2 separate regions of the Mus musculus genome follow, and region 1 is linked to region 2. A link is a loop called in an ENCODE intact Hi-C map of the cell type or tissue named here. Cell type or tissue: gastrocnemius. All regions are shown on one strand. Links, peaks and the distances in the headings refer to the core of each region. The heading gives the core; the rest is flanking DNA.

Region 1 (8,337 bases), core at 317-8,316, 150 kb before region 2:
GAATGTCAGGGAGACTGTCCATCTGTGACTCCAGAAGTTCTCACAGTTCAACCGCTGGAGCGTTCAGACTCTAGAGAGGAAAGACGGGTTGGTTTGCGGAGCACAGCATCATACCTGAGGAAACGCCTTGCCATGGATCGTTTTTGTTTACACAGTTTATCAAGATGATATTTATTAGTGCAAGAAAGCATGGAAGGGTCTTAATTCTGTAAGAAGTTCACTTGTGTGTGTACACACACATACATGGATGTGCATATGTACGTGTACAGGTGCATGTGTGTCAGACTGTGCCCAGAAAGGCAGTCATCAGGTTCCACAGTGAAACAGATCGAGTGGATAGAAGTAAAGAATTAAGAGCCAGTGGGATGGCTCAGAGGATAAAGGTCTAAGCCTAATTGGGGGGTGGGGGGAGAACTGACTCCTTTAAGTTATCTTCTGACCTCCACACATTCCTCAGCACCCACAACCACAACAACAAAAGATATTTTTTTAAAAAAGAACTAATCAAGACTGTCAGAATAGGTGGGTAAGCCATGCCATGGGTATAGGGTTTGTAAGGTCAAAGGACAACCAGAGGTCAGAGTCATGAGCAACAAACCTCAGGTCCTGGAAGGACAACGCCTTTGACCTCAGTGACTCTGATTACCTGTCTGTTCAGGTATCCAGCTTCCAGTTGGGTAATAATTAAGCTATTAACCCTTCTCATCCCAGTAACTTGCCAGTCAGAAGCTCTGGAGTTCCCTCTTTACCGATAAACACATTAGACTTGAATTCTGCACCAAGTGGTTGTTGTCTTTCTTTACCCATTCATTATTTTAAATGGTCTGGCTGGTGTAAATTTCTTTTACATTCATACACATCAATACAATGTGAAGAACTGCTATTTCGTGCACAAAAACTCAACATTCAGCCTGTATTTTTCTTCCAAGTTCTATTTCTCCATGGAGAAAGTGGCCACCCAGTGAGAGGAGCCACCTGAGCCCTCTCTCCTATCTGTAGTTTACAGGGCCCATCCCTCCTTGAATGCACAGCTTCCGGCAGCTGGGACAGAGCGCCACCTAGCTGTCAACTTGTCTCCTGCGGAGAGCCTCCAATCGTCAAAGATGCTGTCATCACTGGGAGCAACTTCACTTTTGGGAACACAGTTGCTTACACATGCAAAGAGGGGTAAGTAAAACCTGTAGGGAGGGGAGCATGGAGCATCAAGGATAGAAAATGAAACTCCCTGACAGCCAAGACAGAGAGCTTCCTGGTCTTATTTTCTGAGAGCAGAGAGGAGGCAGGCTTCCCAAACAATAGCTCCCTGGAATGTACTAATTGTTAAGATTCAGACAAAGAGCAATGCAATACAAAGTATCTTTTACTTTAACCAAGAATGTGGGAAAGTCATCGAAGCAGGTGTGTGTCTGTCTATCACCCACCAAAGTCATAAGAATGGTAAGTCAGCAGGGGAATATATATATATATAAATATATATTGGTATTTGGCAAAGCAGGAAACGCATTGCAAATGATTTTAACTTGTAGCCTCATCTGATGGTCAGGAGAGCCCTGAGGGCAAAGCCGCAGGTTGATACATACCTGTGATGGCCTGTTTAGTATCTCAGGCTGCCAAGGCATTGAGTGTGGTCCAACTCACCCTCTGTTGTGGACACTGTGTTTCTTCTCTGTCTACACTTTCTTGTTACTAGTTTATCATCCCTGGCGTTTGCACACTAGAGTGCTCCCTGGATTTCTGCCTCAGGTGTGTGCCCTCGGAGAAGCAGCGTGTCCTCTCTGTGACTGGAATGTCCTGTAGTAGTGGTTCTCAACTGTCCTCATGCTGCAACCCTTTAATACAGTTCCTGAGATTGTGGTGACTCCAACCATAAAATTATTTATGTTGCTACTTCATAACTGCAATTTTGTTACTGTTATGAATCATAACATAAATCTCTGTTTTCTAGTTGTCTTAGGTGACCCCTGTGAAAGGGTTGTTGGACACCCACCCCCCACCCCCCCGAATAGGAGTCGAGACCCACAGGTTGAGAACCACTGTCCCAGGTCAAGTTAGTTCCCTAGAGGCTGATATTTGTGAGAGAACAAAGACTACAATGAATAACTTAGCAAAGGGCAGGGGGCGTCGATGAAGCCAACAGTGAAGCTGTTAACTGGTGCTGGAGTGAGGGCACGCAGGAGCTGGGCTGTCAGAGAGGATGTGTTTCATGTCACCAGCCCAGACTCTGTCACCAGGACCACGTGGTGACATGTTCTTGAGGAGACCTCGAGCCTCAAACACTGACATAAGAACTTTCTGATGAGTTAAAACAACAGCAACAATAACTTCAGCATTGTAATACGATTATCATATGAAGTGATGGGCCCCTGCTGTCCACCCATAATACAGGAGGGAATTGTCTGCGGCGGTTGAACAAGTGAATAGTCATTTCAGCCACAAATGGCAAATCACTACCCACTTGTAATTTTTTTTTTATGAAAGACAAAAATCAACTATTAAAAGACAGTCTTCTTTTTCTACAGTTCAAACTCTTGATGATAGAACAGAAAGCCCTTTGAGGAAACCGTCCTCTCCTCCGGGCGCTGTGGGAACAGCCTCACAGGAAACAGAGTTTCTGTCCTGTTCCCTTGCCTTCTGACCACATTTTTAACAGTGCCTTTGAACTATACAGAAGTAAAAAATAGCACAATGCCCTGTTTAAGATCACCTGTGCTCCCGTTGCAGAGATAGAAGCTTAAGTTAAGTCTTTGCTATGATTAAGTAGTTTTATGAAAGGAATACGATATGAGAGATTCTCCTGGAAGCCAGCCTCAATGCCTGTCTGCAATTCTCATGTTAACAAATGCCCGTTTTGTGGTTACTACATACATGTTTTCATAGGCAAATATACTTTTAATTTACCTGTTAGTGTATATTTGTACACATTGCCTCATTTAAGAAGTGTCATTTAAATCACTTCTCTCTTTTAAAATAGTTATTTTATTTTTAATTATGTGATGTGGGGTGTGTGTGTGTGTGTGTGTGTGTGTGTGTGTGTGTGTGTGAATAATCTCTCTCAGATACGTGCTAGTCAGCTGGACTACTTTTTCGCTGGTATAAAATATGCCTGTATAAGAAGGACTCATCTCTGGGCTGGGGAGATGACTCTGCAAGTAGGGTTCCTCATGAGGACTAAGTTCAGATCTCCAGCACCCAGGTAGAAAGCCCAGCAGTGTGGCACTTATCTTAACCCCAGTGCTGAAGGAGACAGAGACAGGAAGATCTTGGTGGCTCCTTGGGCAGCCAGTCTAACCAAAAGAACAAGTTCCAGGTGTAGTAGAGAATTGTCTCAAAAAACAAACTGCAAAGCAATTGAGAAAGACCCCTGATGGTGATCTCTTCACTGGATACACATGCATATGCACGTATGTGCACATGAGTGCACACACACACACACACACACACACACACAGGCACCACAGAGGTGGTGACATGTCCTGGAACCTCAAACACTGACATGAGAACTTTCTGAAATCCTGAATTAAAACAACAGCAATAACTTTAGTGTAATGTGATTATCATAAGAAGTGATGGGCCCCTGCTGGCTATCCACAGTACAGGAGGGAATTGTCTATGGTGGTTGAACATGTGAATAGTCATTTCAGCACAAATCCCAAATCTCTAAATTACTCATTTCTCTACAGTACTACACTAATGTGCTCCCACTTTATTTTCTTATAAAAGCAGAGTTACACCGAGTATTCCTGTCTGTTTCCTGGAACATATAAAATAGGATATCCCTGGCCTAGACATTGCAAGCTGTAGCTTGGGTCGTAGAATATTCGTATTTTTAGCTTTGCAAGATAGTAATAAGTTACCAAAATGAAAAGTGACCTTGCTGGCCCAGATAAGAGGTGTAACTTACATGTGACTGCCAGCAGGTGGCGACAACACCTTCAGTCAAGAAGAGGTGAAGCGTCCAATCATAAACAGTTACCTGGAATTCCAAATCTAATTGTTTAAAACGCACAAATGAAGCGAGCGTGGGAAGATTGTAAGAGCCAGCAAGCAGATTAGGGAGCTGGTTGTGATAGTAAGTCTCCTAGAGATGACAGGAAACTGCACCCATAATACTTCAACAATGTGGCCGAACAAAAACAATACCATTACTCGCGCTAAAGCAGAAAGCTAGAATTCTCACAGGGTCCACCCCCAGACAAAGAACTGCAAGCAGCTAAAGAATTCTGAATGAGGGAGAATTAGTCTTACCAAGGGGTGAGCCCCCTCATTGGTCATCCAACACCAAGTGATCCTCCCTGAAATCTTACATGCAATCAACACATAATGGGCTCAGCAGGTTGTGTTTGCATATTTGTGCATAAACATGTAACAGGGGGCCACCAATCTGAGAGAAAACAAGGCAGGGAGACGTTGGAATGACCAGAAGGAGGAAAGAGAGGGGGAGTAAACGATGTAACTGTTTTAATTTTTTTTTTTAATGATACTTTTAAAACTGACACATGAACTTCTAGAACTTATACTCATTAATGGGATATCACCTAATATGTCCATACATGTGTACACAGTGCCATTTTTCCACTAGGTTAAATGTGCCTACCTACTCATATATTTGCAGTTTCTTCCAAAATTATTTCCTGTAGCTTATTGACATGTGCACAGCTGTTACCTGCAGTCTCAACTTCTACTCCTGTGTCCCTTTAACCTAGTGCCCTCTAATCAGCCTTCCCTCTGCTCTTTCTGGTGTCTGATCCCTAGCATCCCACTCTAAGCTCCAACCATAGCTGCTTATTAAAACCAGCAGGCTAACAGTTTTCTTCCAGTATCTCATTTATCAGAGCTCTACTCTTGCAAGTGCCTTGTCTGTGCTGAACCTTTCACGGTGGAAACATGCCTGTTGTCCTGGCTAGTTCTACGTCAACCTGACACACGTTTGAATCAGCAGAGAGGAGGGAGCCTCAATTGAGAAAATACCTTCACAAGATCAGGCTATAGACAGCCTATAAGGTGTTTTCTTATTTGGTGATTGATTAAGGAGGTCCCAGTTCATTGTGGGTGGTGCCACCCCTGGGCTGGTGGTCCTGGGTTCTATAAGAAAGCAGACTGGACAAGCCCTGAGGAGCAAGCCAGTAAGCAGCACTCCTCCATCACCTCTGCATCAGCTCCTGGTCACAGGTCCCTGCCCTGCTTAAGTTCCTTTCCTGACTTCCTCTGGATGATGAACAGTGATACAGAAATGTAATCCCAATAAACCCTTTCCTCCACAACTTGGTTTTGGTCGTGGTGTTTCATCACAGTGATAGTAACCCTAAGACACCTAAGTATGTATTGCCATTTCAGAGTCTCTCCTTACAGAAAAAAAAGGCTTCCTGTGTCCACAACAAACCCTCATGATCTGGCTCTCTGGACTCTTTTCTACCAGCTACCCCAGGGCCCTCCCCTTTGCATTAATTTATTGGTTTGAAAGGTTTTGCATACAACTCGAGTAGTATGGATTCTAACGTGAAGCCTGTATCAGGTACAGATCTGTAGTTAGCAGCTGCCTCATTTTTCTACCCAGCATCTCTGCAAACACAGCGATGGACGAGATTTTACAAGTTTGCCATGTTAACAAACCTCCTTCCAGGATGTGGATTCCTGCCAGACACTCTGTTACTAATTCAGTCTGAGGCTGTGTTCCTTTTCCTCTCTGGTTCCTTCCTTTGTCTCGTCCAAAGGCAACCCGGGCACTCACTGGCAAGCTTGCTTTGCTGGCTTCAATTTCTGTCTCATGTTGAAGACATGGAGATTTCCTTTCTGGTTAGCCCAGCTATGCACTTAAATTGATTTCTGTTATACTTTATCAAGTATTATAGAGAAGATTTGCAGATTATGTGGTAGCCAGAACCAGGAATCTGTTCATGTCCTCTTTCTCTCTTTGCCATTTCTATTTTCCTCCTGGAGTCTTGCGGAGCACAGCCCTAGCATCTTGTTATATTAAGAATAGAATCATTGTATCCAAGCCATGACTTGTAGGTAATGTGGATTGCCTTGCTGTCTCCTTTTCCATCCAGAACTCCTCCCTGGGGCTTGTGTAGCACACCCCTGGCAACTTGTTCTGTTAAGAATAGCAACATTGTATCTAAGTCATGACTTCTAGGTAGTGCGGCCTGCCTTGCTGTCTCCTTCTCCATCAGCAGCTGCTCTCAGACTCATGAAAGTAGAGTTTTTCTCCTTTCGAATCTCAAGTCTACCGTCCCTCTGCCCTCCATACTGTATAAGCCACTCACACCTGAACATACATGAACATGCAAGCAGTCTTACTGTTGTCTCACTATTGCTATTTTAATATGATATAATATTTTATTAGTTCTTTGAGAATTTCACACATGCATATGGTGTAATTTGACCATGTTCATTCTTCCCCACAAGTCCTCTCAGGTCCATCCCTACTCCCTAAGCCCTCCTCCCAACTTCATGGCCTCTACTTTGATTTGATTTTCACCACCCACTGAGTCCAATTTTCGCTGCCCATGCATTCATGAGTATGGAACTGTTCCCTAGAGCATGGATCACCTACAGGGGACCACACCCTTAAGGAAAACTGTCTCTCCTTCACCTAACTCTGTCAACTGTCAATAGGGATGGATGCTGGACTGTGGTTGCTGGGTTGTTTGATTGATTTAAAGTTGTATACTGCCAGTGAGCTTTGATGAAGCCTCTCCCTGAATCATGGGAGCAAGATACATTCTCAAGTTTACAGCAAGGAAGCAAGAACTTCAGGAGACCAGTGTAGAATGACCAGCGCCAGGACAGGAAAGAAACAAGCAGCTCCATCCAACTCACCAACGCAAATTTACCTTTCACCCACACATTTAGCTTTTGAAATTTTTATCAACACCCTGAATGCTAGAAGCAGGTGCTTCAGGCCAGATAGACTGGTGGCAGTCTCTCTCTCTCTCTCTCTCTCTCTCTCTCTCATCCTTAGGTTGACATTTGTTGGTATAAAACTCAGAGGTGTGGAAGGGTTAATGACATCATAAAAACCTCACCGAGTTTTCCTCTTTTGATTCTTCTCACGTAGAAGCTTCTAAAGGGAATTACTGGATCTATTAAGACAAGAGCTTTGATCTTCAATAGTTGTTATGAATTGAAATAAGATTAATCACTGCTGCTTTCTATTATTCTCATTAACCCGCAGCTGTTTAATGAGCGGCTTTTGCCCTTTTAGAAGGGGACAGGATGCTGTTCTCAGGAGCTCACTCATAAAGCTCCCAGGGCCCATGCTGGTTGGTAAGCTTCCTCTAGGTGTGGGAATCCAACTACTGAAACCTCGAATCGAAAAGGAGTCTGCCCGTTACTGAAGGATTCCTGTGTATTGCTGGAGTCCTAAGGCATCCTTTCGATGCAGATGGACTACTTCCCCAGGACATAGGGTGTGTGGCTGATTTTTAATAAAAGTATTAAATATTGTCCCCGAGACCTCTTGACCAAGAGTTCAAAGGTTACAAAGAGTTGAAGTGAGTAAACCTTCATCTTAGGTTGATACCGAATCCAAGTTTGTCTCACAGCTTAGACGTAGCCCAGTTTCACATTCTCTCACTTTGGTGAACAGCAGTTACAGGAATATGCTATCAACTATAAGATGCTTATTCTCTGAATGACCCATCAACAAGATAAGCGAGTAGGAGATGTCCCCTATAATTCCAAATACACTTCCAAACTTCTGACAGAAATAAATAGTACAAGCAATTTGATGTTTTAGTGATTAAGTAATGGCTTATGGTTAATTCCCCTAGATGTCATTTAGGGGAATATATATCCTTTTTATCATTTTAAAATTCTAACCTTTTTCATAGTATTTATCTTTGTTTATCACCTAACCTGTCTTCACTTGAGTACAGTCTCTAGTGATGCAAAGCCCTGACCTTCTGGCACTTGGGAAATTACAGAGTCCTCAGGATCTCCATTTTAGGCACAGGGCATAGACCAAATATGTATCTTACAGTGTCACACTGTAACTCTCTGTCTGCCACATTGTGTGCAAATGAGACAGCTGCAAACAAGCACTACACTAATACAGCATCTATGCCCGGAGGAAGGTCATGTATGAAGAGGAGGCAACATCCTGTATGAGGAAACACATGTTAACTGAAATGCATAAAGAAAAACAAAAATCTTAATCCAGACCTGGGGGAAGGGGAACAAAGATTCTAAAATTGAATTCTTCACTTTCAAATCTCTTTAAACTGTGTTTTCAGTGGCCATTGCCCACTCAATTAGAGAGCTGCTTTGCTGTTAGTCTTTCATCGAGGAGTAGTTGGTGGAGAGTTATCGTAAGGTCAAAGATCAAAGACCCCAAGT
Region 2 (8,337 bases), core at 324-8,323:
ACTCCAGGGCAGGACCCCATGCCTAGGAACAGTGGCCAAAATAAAAGAAATGTCATGTGGATTTTTTGTGTGTGCATACTTCATTTTGTTTTGTTTGAGCTGTTTTTGTTTTTTGTCTTTTGTCTTATTGGTCTATTGCTTGTTTGTGTTAATTTTCCTTTTTGGGGGGACTTTTTTCCAGAGAGAGAGAGAGAGAGAATATAAAGTTAGGAAGTGGGGGGAGATCTGGGAGGACTAGAAGGAGGAGAAAACATGATCAAAATACTGTATAAAATTTTAATTAAAACAAAATAATAAAAAAAAGAAGTATGTCCTTCGAGGATGCAAGCAGATTGGGAAACTTGCCTTGAATGATGTAAGGACTCCAAAAGTCTACACAGGTCCCAGGTTAAACCCCAAAGTCAGAGACAAAGAACAGAGCAGTAGATTCTAACATCCTTGTGCATCTGAGCAGAAAGTACAATGAAGAGAACTCTCCAAGCAAGCTGTTCCCACATCCAAAACTCCCCAGATGCCGATATGGCTGAGTATTAATGTGCTTTCTTATGGTCAAATAAAGCTACAGATCTGCACAGCCAATGTTTGGCTCATGTTAGGACTGGGCACTTTCAATCGATTCTCCTGGAGTTTCATGCACACATGGAGATCTATGCACACGTTCACATGCCTACAGAGCAAAGGACTAACAGAGCAGAGGACTTGGAAAGCAAAAGCTCACAGCCTGAATAACAAGACAGCACAAACTTACAGGTCAGAGGGGGTGAGTCAAGTTCAAGCTGAAAGTCTGTGCAGTTGGATGACCCTTGCTTCCCTGAACCAGTGTGAAAGTTCAGAGTTCAGGGATGCATGCACACAGTCTGGGTCCTATATGAAGACAGAGCCAAGGACCCTGGGCAGAGAATTGAGGAAGATGCAGACCCCAAGGGATCCCTTCTCTTCTTCCTCCCCCTAGCCCCAGAAATACCTGTAATGTAAACAGACAAAACATTGCTCTAAAGGAAAGCAAGCAGCATGACAAAGAACCACTTCAATACTTGAGCGGCTCTTGGTTTCCACTGCACTTTGGCAAGTTTCGAAAGTACTCATGACTGGGCCCTACTGCCCTCTCCTGTGATCTGAAGAGAGGTCACATGAACCCAGAACACTTCATTTTTTAGAGACACTCGTCAGATGATTCTTTTCATAAGTTTTTATTTTTTGGTTTTGAGACAGGGTCTGTTGTGGTTTGAACATGACCCGTTCCCTATAGACTCATGTGTGGGAACACCTGATTCTCAGCAGCTGGGGACGTTTGAGAAGGTTGTGAAACCTTTTGGCACATGGAGCCTTGATGGAGGAAGTACAACAATGAGAACCAGCTTCCTGTGATCCCTCTCTGCTACTGCAGTGTGACAGACTGGCTGCTTGCTCCTGTCACCCAGTGCTCCCAACCAAGAGACTTATGCCCTATTGCTGCCACCCCACCCCCACCCTCATCTCTCAGTTTTTTTGAAACAGGGTTTCTCTGTGTAGCCCTGCTGTCCTGGAATTCACTCTGTACATCAGGCTGGCCTTGAACTCATAGAGCTCTGCCTGCCTCTGCCTCCTGAGTGCTGGGATTAAAGGCATGCGCCACCACTGCCCGGCTGAGCCTTTCTCTCTTAAATTACTTTTGTTAGGTTACTTTGTCATCACAGCAGAAAAGTAGCTAAGGCAGATCTCTCCAGCCCAGAACTTAATGTGCTACTTAGGTTAGTTTTAAACTCACAGCAATTCTCCTGACTCAGTCTTCCTAGCACTGGGCATGAGCCACCATCATAACTCTTTTGGTTGGTGGTTGGTTGGTTAGTTGGTTGGATGGTTGGTTGGTAGGTAGGTTGGTTGGTTGGTTGGCTCTGTTTTGGTTATTAAGTAAACAGTAGAAAATTGTCCCTCACTTTCCTCACAGCTCTGAGTGTTCCATAGGACATCTTCTCGAGGGCTTCCTTGTATGTTGGTTGGTTGGTTGGTTTGTGTTTTGGTTTGATTTTGAGACAAAGTCTCCTACAGTGTATGTAGGCTTCCGTCAAATTCACTTTGTGGCTGAGGTTGATTTTCCACTCCTGATCTTCCCGCTTCCACAGGTCAAGTGCAGGGGCTGCAGGTATGAGCCACCAGGCCCAACTTAAGTGGTTCTTAACACTCAGTCCAGATTGAGAATCCCGCACTAATGTGAAACCCTTACCCTTACTAGTAAAGCCGTGGCCGTCTGACTATCGCTAAGACAAAGGGTAGATCTCCAGAACGTGGGCCCAAACGCCGTGGCCGTCTGACTATCGCTAAGACAAAGGGTAGATCTCCAGAACGTGGGCCCAAACGTCCGGGAGAGACTCTTGATCTGATTCGGAATGAGCCGACCGGAAGAAGGAAAACAGGATCCTAGAGGACTCACATTGTCCCGATCTGTTAACTGATTGGGAAAGATTAAGATGTGTGGCCTTGTGGGAGAAGGTGCGTCACTGGAGATGGGTTTTGAGCTTTCAAAAGCCCATGATATTCCTAGTTTGCTCCCTTATGGTATGGATGTAAGCTCTCAGCCACTGCCCCAGTGCTGCCTGCTTGCCTGCATGCTGCCATGCCCGCCACCACACGGTCATGAACTCACCTTCTGATCCTGTTAGCTCCAAATCCACGCTTCCACAAGCTGCCTTGCTCACGTTGTCCTACCACAGGGATAGAAACGTCACTAAGACAACTTCCCTGAAGTGCCTGCCGTCTCACTAGGATGGAAGGTGGTCCTGGCCACTTCCACATCCGACATCCTTTGCTCTGATTTTCAGACTACTCCTTGTTGAGGCCCCAGAAGTCCTTGTACTCCCAGAGAAGCAGTAAGAAAACCAGGAACGTAAATCACACAGGGCATCTCCTCCGTGGAGGAGAGAAAGTCCAATCCCTGTATCCTACCCAGAAAGCTGAGAGTGGGTTTTGTTAACGAGCTGCTGACCCTTTTGATACCTGTGAAGGTAGTCTTCACCCACCTTTTGCTATAGGGGCAGACCTCACCTCCATTCCCCAGAAGGATTATCCCAGACTCCTGGGAATAGCATGTAGACTCTGTGGGTTGAACACACGACATTGGGCCTGGCAGCAAGTGCATTTACCAGCTGAGACATCTTGCCAGCCTTAACCTATCAATTATTTAAAGAGGGTTTTACTCGCCCTAAACCATTATCCATCCTTAGGGGAGATGTTGGGTGTACTTTATGACCCAATGACCTCTATGCTATTGGTCAGAGCCTATACTAGATTCTAGGCCTTTTAGCTAGGTCACATATATTTTGTAAAAGAGTATGTATGTAATCACACCTTAAGCTTTATTGTGCAACTGGAATTGAAATTATGGGAATTCTCATTGCCTAGAGACCATTTCCCAAATTCTATCATGTTTAAATATGCCTGCAGTAAACCACCTGGTGTTAGACTCCCTGGAGTCTGATGCAAGTTGAAGTCAATCTGCAATTGGTTTTTCATTCTTATCTCTTCCTTGCCATTTGCTCCTCTGCCTGGATACCTGAAGGGACCCCCCTCACCTAACAGTTCACATTCTTCTCATGGCTTGAGAAGCTTTTTTTATTTATTTATTTATTTATTTATTTATTTATTTATTTATTTATTTACAGTGTTTCTCTGTGTAGCCCTGGCTGTCCTGGAACTCACTTGGCAAACCAGGCTGGCCTCGAACTCAGAAATCCACCTGCCTCTGCCTTCCAAGTGCTGGGATTAAAGGCATGTGCCACCACTGCCTGGCCATTTTGAAAACGTTAGTATCTGGGCCTCCTACCTTCCTATATGGAGGCCCTGAGTTGGTAGATGTTCAGGGTTAGGTCATTTGTCAGGCTGCTGCTGATCTATCCATGGCAGCTCAAGAAGTGTGAAGCTACATGTCATCAGCACCACCCTGCTTCCCAGGAGGGGCCCCTACAACAGGTAGGGGTCTCCATGCCACAGTGAGACTCCCAAACTTCAGGAGCCATATATCTGTTCAAGTAGGGTTAATCATCTCAGCATTTTGTGTGGCCATGACTTAAAGCGTCCACTAGAGGGCAGAAAACTTACATTTAAGTTGTACTTTTCTTTCCACAGGCCAAAGACCTGGAGGCAATACAATCACCTGAATAATAAATAGTAAGCATGGCGACTCACAACCATCTGTAACTCCAGTTCCAGGGGATCCAACACACCCTTCTAACCTGTGTGGGCATCAAGAACACAAGCGGTGCACAAACACACATGCAAAGACACACCCACACATATATATATCTTTTATTTTCTAAAATGAAACACACACACACATTAGCATAGCATGGTATTCATAGTAGCCTAATGGATACAAGAAGCTTGATGGATGATACAAGGAGCTTGGCACAGCTTGATCATCACAGCCTTGAGAGGCTGAGGCAGAAAGATCACAGGTTCTGAGTCCAGCTAGGGCTACAGAGTAGAACCCTGAATCAAAGGAGGAGGAGGAGGAGGAGGAGGAGGAGGAGGAGGAGGAGGAAAGGGAAAGAAAGAGAGAGAGGGAGGGAGGGAGGGAGGGAGGGAGGGAGGAAGGAAGGAAGGAAGGAAGAACATGCATGTGATGATGTCTGTTCCAAGAAATGTTGCTCAACAGTAGGAAGCAGTGGAGTAGGGGACATGATCCCAGGTTGTACAGCTGCATCTACGTGGTTCATCCAGAATAGTGAAACCCACAAAGGCTGAAAACAGATTGGTGATTGACAGGGCGGAGAGCAGAGAAAGGGGGACAGTGACTTCTTAATGAGGTTCTCTTTGGAGTGATTTTAAAAAAAAGGTTTTCAAGCAGAGGCAGTGTGTAGTTGACCACCATCAGGAATATGCTAACAACTTGTTTTAAAATGATAGATAGCCGGGCATGGAGGCTCACGCCTTTAATCCCAGCACTCGGGAGGCAGAGGCAGGGAGATTCCGGAGTTCGAGGCCAGCCTGGTCTACAAAGTGAGTTCCAGGACAGCCAGGGCTATACACAGAAACCCTGTCTCGAAAAACAAAACAAAACAAACAAACAAACAAAAAAACAACAACAAAAAAAAGATATATAGTTATGTCTGTACAAAGAGGCAGGGGATAAAATACATTTAAAAATAAAATTCGGGCTGGAGAGATGGCTCGGTGGTTAAGAGCACTGGCTGCTGTTCCAGAGGTCCTGAGTTCAAATCCCAGCACCCACATGGTGGCTCACAATCATCTGTAATGAGATCAGATGCCCTCTTCTGGTGTGTCTGAAGACAGTGATGTTGTACTCATATACATAAAATAAATAAATAAATAAATAAATCTTTTTTTAAAATCACCTTCATATAAGACTTCATATAAGATTTGAAAATCACCTTCATATTAAGACTTGAAATCACTCTATTTTCATAAACAATGAATCCAACTTACAAAAACTTCTTCACCATTTGGCTAAGCTGTAACCAGTCATCTAAGTGTTATCATTTGTTTGCTGTATTTGCTGGAAAGATAACAAGGATCAAAGGCTCTCTGATCAGATATGGATATTCATCTAGACATCAACAAGATTTCTTTGAACATTATAGTAATTTCCTGTGATAAAATGTGCCACTAGGGGCTGGTGAGATGGCTCAGCGGTTAAGAGCACTGACTGCTCTTCCGAAGGTCCTGAGTTCCAATCCCAGCAACCACATGGTGGCTCACAACCATCCGTAATGAGATCTGATGCCCTCTTCTGGTGTGTCTAAAGACATCTACAGTGTACTTACATAGAATAAATAAATCTTAAAATAAAAAGAAATGTGCTGCTAAAGACCTGAAATGAGAAAAAGTCATTTTGGGTGCAGTTATATACCATAATTTCTGTTTTTATTTGTTTTCAAGACAGGGTTTCTCTATGTAGCCCTGGCTGTCCTGGAACCTACTCTGTAGACCAGGCTGGCCTCGAACTCACAGAGGTCCACCTGCCTCTGCTTCCCGAGTGTTGGGACTAGAGGCATGCGCCACTACCACTCAGTTTGTACTACGGTATCTCAAAACATTCTCCTACTTTTCTTTTTCTTGTATTTGAGACAAGGACTTGTGTAGGGTAGGCTGGCCTTGAACTTGCCACACAGGGAAGGAAGACCTTAAACTCCAGCTCCTCTTTCCTTCACCTCCCGAGTGCTGAGATGAGAGGTTTAGAGGGCTGACCACTCTCTTAGTTTTCTTGAGTCAAGCAGGGTGGGTGGCTCAAGGGATGTATTTATTTCCTCATTATTTATTTCAGTCCTCTTTTATCTTCTAAAAGCCATGATGCTGGAGCTAGAGAGAAGGCTCAACTTGTTGCTCTGGTAGAGTTGGATTCCCAGCATCCATGTAGGGTGGCTCACAACTGCCTATAACTCTAGCTCCGGGGGATCTGATGCCGTTTACCTTGTACTTGTGCATACATACCCACACGAAGAGATGCATGATTTAAAATAAAATAAATGTTTTAAAATATTTGGGGGATTTGTTTGGTTTGGGGTTTTCTTTGTTTTTGTTTTTTGTTTTGTTTTGTTTTGTTTTTATGAGATGAAGTCTCACTGTGTAGCTCCAGCTATCCTGGAACTCACAATGTAGACCAGGCTGCCCTCTAACTCACAGAAATCCACCTGCCTCTGCCTTCCAAGTGCTGTGATTAAAGGCGTATACGACTATACCAGCTTCTGTGAAATTTCTCAGACTTCCTCACAACAAAGATACTGGACACCTAGTTTGACAAACAAAATATACTTTGATAAAATTTCGTGGACACAGAGACAGGATGCAGGTACCTACTTTGTGGGTGTGGCTCATGATGACATATGGTTGATAGGCCAGGAGTTTGCCCCAAAGTTTCTTAACAATGGTTTCTCTGTTCAGCAATAATAGTATATTCATTATAATGTTCTAGTTATCCTAGAACCTCAATGCTCAATAAGATCTGTCCTACTTGCTTGGTCAACTCAAGCTGCTACCCACTTCTTTGGGGACTGCTTTTTCCTCAGGCAGAGAGGAGTGAAACCGGTCACTCGGAGCACCTTGTTGAGAGTAGGGAAAAGAACAGAACATACCATGTTCTCAGGAGAAGGCATCAGTCAGGGCTATTGAGTAAAATGAGGAAAGACAGAGGTGGTAGGAGAATGCTCTCCTTTGTTCTCCCCGTGCATTTGAAACACAATACAATTTGTGGGGTTGGCCACAGCAAAGGAATGAGCTGTTTGGGGCTAGAGACAAGGTCTGTGACTCTTCATCTTGGGCAGATTTAAAATCTTAATAACTTGGGCAGGTTGCCATGGAGTCTAGCGAGCAAGCCAAATGCCCTCAGAGCACCACTTCATTGGCCAGAGGAGGATTTGGATGCCAGTTTGAGAGCATTGGGAGGCTGCAGAGGGTTTCTAAAACAGAGGGAGCTACACGGTCTGTTTGCTTTATGTTTCCCAGGAACACCAACCTGTTTGAGGAGAGCAGCTGGGAAAGGCCAGGAGAGGAAGCGAAGAACCTAGCCAAGGAGCTGATTCAGGGATCCTAAATGCTGCCGAGGGGTGAGTGGAGAGACGCTGGGCAGGTGGTAGAAGTGTACGGGTTTAATATGTCATCTAGAGAGGCTGGGGCAATAGCACAATTGGTGGAGAGCTTTCCTAGCATGCACAAATCCCTGGACTCTATTTCCAGCACCACATAAAACAGGCATAGCAGCACATATTGTAAACCTGGAATTTAGGCCTAGACAGAAAAGCAGAGAAGTTCAAAGGCATTCTCATCTACATAGACGTTCAGTGCCAGGCTGGGATACATGAGAATCAAGGAAGAAAGAAAGAAAGAAAGAAAGAAAGAAAGAAAGAAAGAAAGAAAGAAAGAAAGAAAGAAAGAAAGAAAGAAAGAAAGAAAGGGAAGGAAGGAAGGAAGGAAGGAAGGAAGGAAGGAAGGAAGGAAGTTGTTGTTGTTTGGTTTGATTGGTTTGGTGCCAATGCTGGTGCTGGTGCATTGATGTGGAATTGAACCCAGATCAACTTGGATCTTACAGTGTTATTATTGAAAATTAAATTCTAATTTGTATATTTTCCTGGAAAACCTAGATGTAGAGTTACCACAAACATAGAATGCTGGTCCAGAATTTCCAAAAGAATTGAGTGCAGGGACTCAAATGGATGCCTATGTATTAGTGTTCACAGATCATCATAAAAAAAAAGATGTTAACAAGTTATCTGTCAATTTATGAATAGATAAATGAAATATAGTATGCCCATACAACTGACTCTTATTCTGTGTTTTTAAAGGTATGATGCTGTGAATATACTTAACGCCTTAGAAATATACATGTCCTAGATTAATTTATGTCAA

Evidence for each region. Peaks named below come from ENCODE experiments on the same cell type or tissue, not always from the same donor. Only the 100,000 strongest peaks of a DNase experiment are listed, where the experiment ranks them.
Region 1: it touches region 2 in a loop (4-fold over the local background); 8 of 42 quality-filtered maps call a loop at or near these places.

What each region holds. Positions count from the first base shown.
Region 1 is chr4:58,075,481-58,083,817 of GRCm38, reverse strand. Svep1 (sushi, von Willebrand factor type A, EGF and pentraxin domain containing 1) reads left to right here. Exons shown (of 48, transcript NM_022814.2): 36 at 1,000-1,167. Among named protein-coding and RNA genes, the nearest start is that of Gm35402, 45 kb to the right of the region's middle. In gastrocnemius, for the core only: a CTCF peak has its summit at 3,905 (motif pointing right); DNase peaks (open chromatin) are centred at 1,051, 3,934 and 5,669.
Region 2 is chr4:57,923,718-57,932,054 of GRCm38, reverse strand. Gm52700 (a long non-coding RNA gene) reads left to right here and starts at 7,196. Exons shown (of 3, transcript XR_003955213.1): 1 at 7,196-7,231; 2 at 7,438-7,538; 3 at 8,274-8,337. In gastrocnemius, for the core only: a CTCF peak has its summit at 4,055 (motif pointing right); DNase peaks (open chromatin) are centred at 4,029 and 7,337.